Regions from separate parts of the Homo sapiens genome. Here region 2 is linked to region 1. A link is an interaction called in ENCODE POLR2A ChIA-PET data of the cell type or tissue named here. Cell type or tissue: Caco-2. All regions are shown on one strand. Each heading gives the region's core, and the rest is flanking DNA. Links, peaks and the distances in the headings are about the cores only. Region 1 overlaps PITX1-AS1 (PITX1 antisense RNA 1). Region 2 overlaps PITX1 (paired like homeodomain 1).

What was found. Peaks named below come from ENCODE experiments on the same cell type or tissue, not always from the same donor. Only the 100,000 strongest peaks of a DNase experiment are listed, where the experiment ranks them.
Region 2: POLR2A ChIA-PET joins it to region 1 with 7 read pairs; 4 of 35 experiments call an interaction of 5 or more read pairs at or near these places.

Annotation. Positions count from the first base shown.
Region 1 is chr5:135,234,874-135,239,251 of GRCh38, reverse strand. The region is part of intron 3 of PITX1-AS1 (PITX1 antisense RNA 1); the gene reads right to left. It overlaps LINC02900 (long intergenic non-protein coding RNA 2900), which reads left to right. Exons shown (of 4, transcript NR_037895.1): 3 at 1-99; 4 at 1,263-3,018. Among named protein-coding and RNA genes, the nearest start is that of LINC02900, 11 kb to the left of the region's middle. RefSeq lists an enhancer at 1-432. In Caco-2, for the core only: no CTCF peak of the experiment used is centred there; no DNase peak of the experiment used is centred there.
Region 2 is chr5:135,023,576-135,027,953 of GRCh38, reverse strand. PITX1 (paired like homeodomain 1) reads left to right here. Exons shown (of 3, transcript NM_002653.5): 3 at 1-220. Among named protein-coding and RNA genes, the nearest start is that of PITX1-AS1, 7.5 kb to the left of the region's middle. RefSeq lists enhancers at 223-908, 1,018-1,607, 1,820-3,019 and a silencer at 2,400-2,859. In Caco-2, for the core only: no CTCF peak of the experiment used is centred there; DNase peaks (open chromatin) are centred at 1,731 and 2,513.

The DNA.
Region 1 (4,378 bases), core at 94-4,093:
GCAGCCACCGGGATCCACTGGGACTGTGACCCTCCTGCCAAGAAGACCCAGGAAAAGCCTGCTGGCCACTGTCGATGAGAGGCAGGCTCCCACCTGCAGGTCAGTCTCAGGCAGGAAGTTGTGGGGAAGATCCTTTTAAGAGAAGATTAATTATTGCCAAAGGCTCTAGGGCACCTGGTAAATTGCATTCCTTCATCCAGTGAATATCTATTGGACATCCATCATGTGCCAGCTTCACCACACTAACCCATAGGGCCTCCTGGATAGCAAAGTGTGGACCTGGGAGAACACACAGAGGATGACAATAATCACCACCAACACCTACTGATGTACCCTTTAAGGCCCTTCACGTGGATTAGCTATTTAATCCTCACAACAATCCCTGAGCAAGTACAGCCGCTATCCCATTGCACAGATGAGGAAACTGAGGCACCTGCCCAAGGTCACCCAGCTGCTAAGCGGTGCTATGGCGATTTGGACTCAGGAGGCTGGCTCCAGGGCCTTTGCCCTTTATCACCTCTCCATCACCATTCTCATTATCATTACAACAAAAGCATTCAAACTCCCTGCTTCTCTGTCCCAGGCAGGAGTACCTGGCACCCAGGAAGTGGTATTCTTAGGGTAAATCCAGGGTCTGAGTCCAGAGCCCCCACCATTGGCCTCCCTGCGCTGCCTCTCAGTGGAGTTCAGACGAGTTATTTCATTTCTCAGCTTCTGTTTCCCTTACTTTCAAAAGGCAATAGTAATTACCCATAGGGTTCTTGAGGTAATTAAATGAAATAATGGATAATAAAGGGTTTGGCATGGTGTCTGCAAATAAGAACCTACTAAGTCGGCTGCTCTTTAATTTATAATTATTAATAACATTATTGCATTAATAGGTGATACATGAAATTCCAGCATATAGAATCCCTGATCAGGCCAAATCTGGGGGAAAAGAACCATATCCGTAACACTTTCATGATCATAACATTATTCTTTCCAACTTTGGGCTGATCAGGGTTTATAAGGGCTCCCATTTCACCTTTTACCAAAAGAAAATATCTTTCCTTTCCATCACGATCAACTGTCCAATGCTCTCCTTTTCTTCCATCCTTCTCCCTCCTCACATCCCCATTGTGACCCCAAGCATAAGCACCAGGGCCACCAGGTGTTAAGCAACAGAAGCTGCCACTATAAACAAGACGGGGAAAAAGAAACGCTTGCCACTTTTCAGGGATTTCAGCATCAAAACCCCCGATGAACTTGATCTTTTTTGGCAGGGTGTTCACTTTGTGGCTCCTTCCAATAAGTCAAGCAAGATGGAAACATTCGAGCGATGCAAGGCAGCGCTACTTGGGGAAAGAGACACTGGTATGCCACATCAGCGAGGACCACCAGGAAAGACGATTCCTTTCCAAATTCCAAGCCTCAACAAAAGCGACCACAGCAGTCCAGACTCCTGTCTCTAATCCCTACTTCCCCATGTGGACAAAGAGTGGGGCTCTTTTGGCCTGAGCTCATGGGGTTTCACATCAGCCCAGCAGGACAGAATGCATCCCTCCTGACAGCCAGGCACAGGCTGGGGACCAGAGAGACCCAGCTGGCTCCACAGGGCAGGGCTGACACAGAGCCAGGGGAGGGTTGTGGCGGCCCACACTGCATGTCTCTACAAGGTGAAGGAACTCCTTGTGTTGGCTGCTGAGCTGAGAGGTCACAGCTCTGCCTCACAGCACCCTGGCCAAGTTTTCCATGAAATCATCCAAAGCCAACAGGAGTTCCGGGAACCATCCATCTGGAGCTGCAGCTTCCTCCCTGGCTGTGGGGATCTTCAGATCCCTTGGGCCTGGGATAAGTCCACTCTCCACACATGTAGGGGAAACATGCCAGAGGGCCAGCCCTTGTTCCCAGACACGGCCCTGGCCCCTAGCAAGCCTGCTCAGACACAGGGGGATGGTTACAGCAGACCTACCTAGCTGGCTAATGTCTCCCTAGTAGCCAATTAATTGCAGCATTCACTGAGGGACTAGGCAGTCATGCAGAGGCCAAGCTCTAAAGGGCACCCACCCCAGCCTGTCCCCCAACAACCCAGACACACAGACCCACAGCTACATCCCTGTGCAAATGCCATAATCCCAGCTTGGCTGCACGAACATGCGCACCTCTCCCATCCATGGCAGCGGGCCCAAAGGGCAGGCAACAGGCAGAAAGCAGCTGGACACTAGGGGTAAGCTGAGGAAGACCAGCCCTCGGCCCCTTCCTCTCTACACAGAGTGGTGGGGAGACAAGGAGGAGCGAGGGATACTGACCCGGGCCTGAGGAACACCTGACCCAGCAGCACAGAACAGAGATGAGAAATGGGCCCCATTTCCATCCCCCAAATCCTTCAAGATGACCACTGAAGCTGCAAAAAATCAATTTTCTGCAGCTTCTTCGGAAGCCAGGATTTATTTTCTGTGTGTGCAGAGCTATTGGCTCAGCTGTTTCCCATCAGCTTCCTGCATGCTTCCAGGCAGAGCACAGCCCACTGCCTCCCTCTCCTTCTTCCTCCCGCAATGCTCAAACCCACACCCAAGGTAGACCCCTAGGAAAAGCAGAGGGTCTTGACTTGGGAAAATCAAGCCACGTGTCAGGAGTTCACCCCTGGATATCACCACCTCATGTTTCCAGAGTCCCCAGTCACTTGCAAAGGACCTCACACATGCCCCGGCTAGGAGACAAGGCTAAAGCCTGTGGAGTCAGAGGACGAGAGAGAGAGAGAGAGAGAGAGAGAAGGGGCAGGACAGAAGAGCCGCTGGACCCCAGATTCACAGGGCACAAATGCATTCTCTAGGTGGTAACATCAGAGCCACCACTTCTCAGTGTCAGTCCATATTTACTGAGTGCCGACTGCCCGGGACCCTGTGCCAGAGCTGCGCCCCAACCCCATCCATCCCGAGCTTCATGATAATAACATTATTCTTTCCAACTTTGGGCTGATCAGGGTTTATAAGGGCTCCCACTTCACTTTTTACCAAAAGAAAATATCTTTCCTTTGCATCACGATCAACTGTTCAATGTTCCCCTCCCACAGGGGTCCTCTTCCCTGACCTATGTAGTCAGGCCCCTGACAGTAGTGACCATGGACTGAGATGCATGGGCAACACCTGTCACACATACACGCAGTGGTGTTCAGCAAGGGACACTGCAGACCTAGTCAAACCCCTGGGGGCACCTTTAGTGAAGGCTTTGTGCCTCACTTTCTCTCCACAGTCATTCTTGGCAAATCCTGGCACGGTCTGCGTTTGCTCTCGATCAGTGCTCTCAAGGTGTGGTCCCTGGACCAGCAACATCAGCATCATCTGGGAACCTTGGTGAACTGCATTCTCATGCCCCACCCCAGGTCTCCTGAATCAGAAATCCTGGGGTGGAGCTCAGCAGTCTGTGTTTTAACAAGCCCTCTAGGTGATTCTGCTCAAGGTTGAGAACCACCGCTCTATGCGCCCATGTTGTGGGGGGAACAGGCTGCAGGTGGGGGGAGGGGTGCCCCCCGGCTCCTCCCTCTGCCCTCCCTCAGCCAAGGTGCTATGCCGACCTGTCAGCTCACAAGCCTGAGGGAAGCCTTCTGCCCCCCAGGCTTCTCCTCTGTCTGGATCTGGGGTCCTCCTAGGCCCCCACACTAGGCTAGCTACCCCACCTCTTGCTGCAGGCTCCCAAACCCCCATGTGCTGACGAATATAAAATCTTCATTCTCAGCATAATTGAAACATACAACATGCACTGATCACATGCCCGTCTCAGGGGTCTTTGCACTTCCTGCTTCCTAAGCTAAAACCCGCTTCCCCAACTGGTGTGCTCCACTCCCTTGCCTCACACAGGTCTCTGAGTAAATGTCACCTCTTCAGACAGGCCCACCCAGACCACCTCGCCTAAGGGGAATGCCTCTTTTGCTCCATCTTCTTACCCAGCTAACTTTTCCTTCATCTCCACCGAATATTTTGTTGTATATCTACTAATTTGTTTGTGGGGTTTTGGTTTGTTCAGGGTTCTTTTTGTTTTGGGGGCTATTTCCGCCTCTAGGTGGTAGACTCTACGAGGGCAGAGCTTTCTTCATCTTTACTCACTGCTGCATCCTCCCTGCCTAGAACATGCCTGTCACGGAGCAGGAGCTCAGGCAATATATCCCGGGTAAATGAATGGATATGTATATAGAAACAAAAATTAGTGCAATCCACTCCTTGTATTTATCACCCTTGAACACATAAAAGCCAAAGCAAATTTGGAAATAAAATACAAACAAAACTACCAATAAAATTAGATGATGTGTTTTGCTAAAGTTAAATTGCCAAGAATGGGTTTAATAGTAGAAAGATGTGGCCTCGGGCCAGTTCTGTTTCTGTATTTCAATTTAATTAATACC
Region 2 (4,378 bases), core at 170-4,169, 210 kb after region 1:
CTGGGCGAACAGCCCCCTCCTCACCGCCCGCCGTGCAAGAGTCGAGCCGGCAGAGCAAGGGGCGCGGCCCCAGGGCCCTGCGCCCACTTTGCACACCCGCTCTCCGGCCCGCGCCCCTGTTTACAGCGTCCCTGTGTATGTTGGACTGACTGTAATAAATCTGTCTATATCGACTTGTCCATGTACGTCTATTAAAACCATAGTCCGAGCGTGCTAAGCACTGCTGAGCCCCGACTGCTTCATTGGGCTGAGGAGGGAGGCGGATAGAAAGGGAACTGTGGGTAGAAAGGGAACCGGGCCCCTTGGGTAGGAGCAGAGCGCCGAGGCAGCCCCCGCCGAGGTCTGCCTACCCCGCTTCCCCACCACCATTCTTGACCTGCTCAGCCTGGCTCCCATGAGGGCACCGTCCTGCGTTGCGAGCCTGTCCGGTGCGCACCCGCTAAGCTGTGCCTCTCGGCGTTGTCCGCGGGACGCCTTAGCGAGAACCCCCTCCCTCCGCGGCTGCGGGACTCTACGGGTTTCTTCCCAGGCCGGGTCTGCGGTGACCCTCGAGGCCCCAGGGTGCTATGGGGCCCTTGCCTGCCAGGAGCGTTCGGGCAGGGGCTGCTGAGAGCCTCTTTATGCCTGGGGTTGCCTTTTCTTCTGTGGGCCCAGCAACAGCCCCTCTTCTCTCCTCGGAGCCAGGGCCAGGCTATTCCAGGAGGACTGAGGGGGCTGGATCTATCAGAGTATAGCGAGGGCCTCCCGCTGCCTTTCTCCCTAATGCCCGCAACGTGCCGAGAGCCCACCGAGGGGCGTGCGGCTGTGCAGGAGAAAGTGTCCGTCACACAGGACTCACTTCTCACTTCCAATCCATCCCAACTTGTGGGGACTGCTGGCCGCCTCCGCCCTCCCCTGGCTTTTGGAAACTACTGAACAAGACCAGCCTGTAAACTGCCTGTAAAATTCTGCTTCCCTTAAGTAAGTCATTTCTAATGGCAAAACAAAATGTTTGCAGCTGCAGTGGGGGAGGAAGGAGGGGTTGATATTCTGCTTTAGAATCACCTTATGATGGGGGTTGGCACTGCCCTGGACCCAGGCAAGCCCTAGCTAGGAGTAGGGCACAGCCACAGGCCTAGTCACGAGCTGACAGCTGGAGAGCCCTGTGCACACATTCTCAAGCCAGGTCAACACAGCCTTTGAGGTCAGGAGTGTTGTCCCTATTTTACAGATGGAACCAAGGCTCTGTAGCTGGGCCAAGGTCACACTGAGCCAGTAGGTTTTTTAATTCCAAAGCCAGGCATCTTTCCACTGGTTTTCTCACCTTCAGATGAGGAATGAAGAGAGGTCCTCCCTGGAGGATGGTCAGCCTGATGCTGTGAGACCTGGAGTGTGGAGCTCTGAGATGGACAGGGCCAGATACACAGGCTAGTGGGGGTGGGGGTGGAATAGGGCAGGGTGTTGGAGCCAGACCACCCCTCCCCCAGCGGCTCCAGTCCAGAGCTCCGACCCCTCACTCTCTGGGAACATAAACACAACCACATCTGGACTCAGGGCCTCCCTCAGCCTCACGCATCTGCCAAGGCCAGAGGGCCCTGGTCTCAGCTGAGGGCAGGAGTCAGGGGAGACCTAGAAGGAGGCGGGCTGGAGGAAAGTGAAGAGCAAAAAGGAAGCCTGTCCCGAAAGTCAGGTCTAGCACCAGGTGCAAGGGGAGCCACACAGGGCTCAGGTGGAGATGCAGTGTATCTGTGGGGCCACAGGCCAAACAGCTGCAGACGGGTCGAAGGGCAGAAGTAGTCCCAGAATGACCCCGTCATCCATCAAGGACTGTGGCCAAGCAGGTGAGTGAAAGACCCAGCTGCAGGCCCCTCCCAGCTGTTCCCACCCATCTGTGGCTGGCAGAGACTACAGCATGCAGACCTTCCCCGCTGCTCCGGCTGCAGGGTCATCTCTGAAGGGGGCTAGAGACTGTAGGGGGCTCTGAAAGCCCAATCCTCTGGAAAAAAAAAAAAAAAGGCAGAATTCCTAGCCAGCTTTGCCTGAAGAAGACGGGGAGGAGACCGCCATTCATTCAACATTGACTGTGCCCCTGCTGTCAGTGCTAGGATGGAGCAGTGGAAACAGACGCAGCCCCCGCTCTGCTGGACAAGTAAATAGACGTGTGTAATTACAACCTAGGCTGAAAAACAACAGGATGCTGTGAGAGTAAAGGGGGTCTCACTTTAAACCAGGTGGTCAGGCAAGGCCCTTCTGGGGAGGTGGCTCCATCCCTATGTTCAGTACCAAGCTCCAATGCTGACTGAACCAACACAAGGCCCCAAGCCCCAAGCTAAGTGTACACTCCTCATTCATGAGCCCCTTTACCTGCACGCAGCCCTGTGAGGCTGGTATTGCTATTCTTTTATTAAAGTGAAATGCCCTGGTTCTCCTCTTGAGGTCCTATTCCCCGCTTTCTGCATTATTAGGACTTACCTGTCAAAATTTCTCAACAGGTCACTTTAGACGTCATTTGGGATTTTCCCAGCTCAGCTTTCCGTCCCCACCTCTGCAGGGTGTCCTGAATATGAGTCATGATTGACAGTCTTCCTGGCCACACCCCCACCCCACCCCAGGAACTATCCTAGATTCTGGGCCCTCGATCACCCAGCCTATTGTCCTGTGGTACAATCTCCCCACCAATCTTTTGTGGGCCAGGCCCTGGGAGAGGAACCAGACCCAATTCCTGCCACCTACCTGGCCTCTGGGGAGAGGCAGAGCCCAGTCAATACCCTAAGAGATGAGCAGGGACAGGACGCGGGGCAGGGGGCGAAGCAGGGGTACTCACCCCAGCATGCTCTTCTGGGGGCGCCCAGCACCATGGGGCAAGGATGCCTGGACACTTCTTTTTGTTTGCATATCATGTTATGAGTAGCTAACAGCAGGCTCTTCCTGAGCGCCAGGCCCCAGCAAGCTCCTCAGAGCAATTTCATGAGGGAGGGATTTGTTATCCTTATTTTTCACGGGAAGAAACTGAAGCTCAAAGGGAATCAGTAACTTGCCCAACATGGCACAGGCAGCTAATGAGGGGTAGAGGCAGCACCTGAACTCAGACCCTCTGACCAGGGCCTGCGCTCGCACCCACTGTGCTGTACATTACCCTTACATGAATCACATTTGTATTCAGGAGGGAAAGGAAATAAAAAATTAGAATTCTCTTCAAGAAGCTAGACTCAGCTGGGCTCCAGGACTGAGACTGAAAAGGCCCCAGGCCCTAGGATTTGCCCTCCTAAGCTCCGGGCTATGTGACAGCAGCAAAGCGTACAGGTATCAGGGACAGAGGAAGCCCTGGGGTAGGGGCAGACAGAGGCACAGAGCAGCTTTTTGGTGAAGAAAGGGCCCTGAATTCTCAATCACAAAATCCAAGCTCCCACGTCAGTCCGGATTACAAGTTTCCTGTTTCCGAGATGGGGAGACCCCCCCCAACCCTGAGGCCACCCCCCCAGCCCCTGCTGGTCCCTGCCTCCTTGCCTCTCCCATCAGGGGAACCCCACTCTTCACACTCCCACGTTGCTTTTGCAGGTTCCTGGGTCCTGCCTCCTGACTGGCTGGTACTGCCCAGGGCAGGTGTCTACCTCTACCTGTCAAGCAGCTGCAGAGCACTCACGAGAGAGGGCCACTGGAGCCCTGGCTGGAGGGGCTGCAATTCCATGAATCAGACCACTGCTGAGGAGCAGGTCAGGGTGCAGGAAGCTGCTTGTGGAGCAGGGAGGAGGCAGAGGGCAGGCTGGCCCTCACAGGGGATGAAAGCTGCTGTGGCTGGCTGAGGCATATGTCTCACTCTGTGCTGTCCCCCACTGCACTTGACATGTTTCATTTCTCTTATTAGCTTCATTTTATAAATGGGAAATGGGGAGCTCAAAGAGGTCATGTAACCTGTCCTAAGCTGTACCACACCACTTTAGGGACTCAATCCCTAGCCTGACTGCAGAGTCAATGGGCTGTGACTATAAGCACTGCCTCCCAGAGGCTGGCCCTGGCAGCTGAACAGGATCAGTGTAGTCAGACAGCCAGCATGGTGAACTGAGTCAAACAGGTATAGACAGCAACCCCTCAGAAGTGTCTGCACATAGTAGATGCTCAATAAATATTTGTTGAATAAAAGAATTGAGGCACTTTAGGAGGCTGAGGCGGGTGGATCACGAGGTCAGGAGATCGAGACCATTCTGGCTAACACGGTGAAACTCCGTCTCTACTAAAAATACAAAAAAAAAATATTAGCTGGGTGTGGTCACAGGTGCCTGTAGTCCCAGCTACTCAGCAGGCTGAGGCAGGAGAATGGCGTGAACCCGGGATGCGGAGCTTGCAGTGAGCCAAGATAGTGCCACTGCACTCCAGCCTGGGCGACAGTGCAAGACGCCAT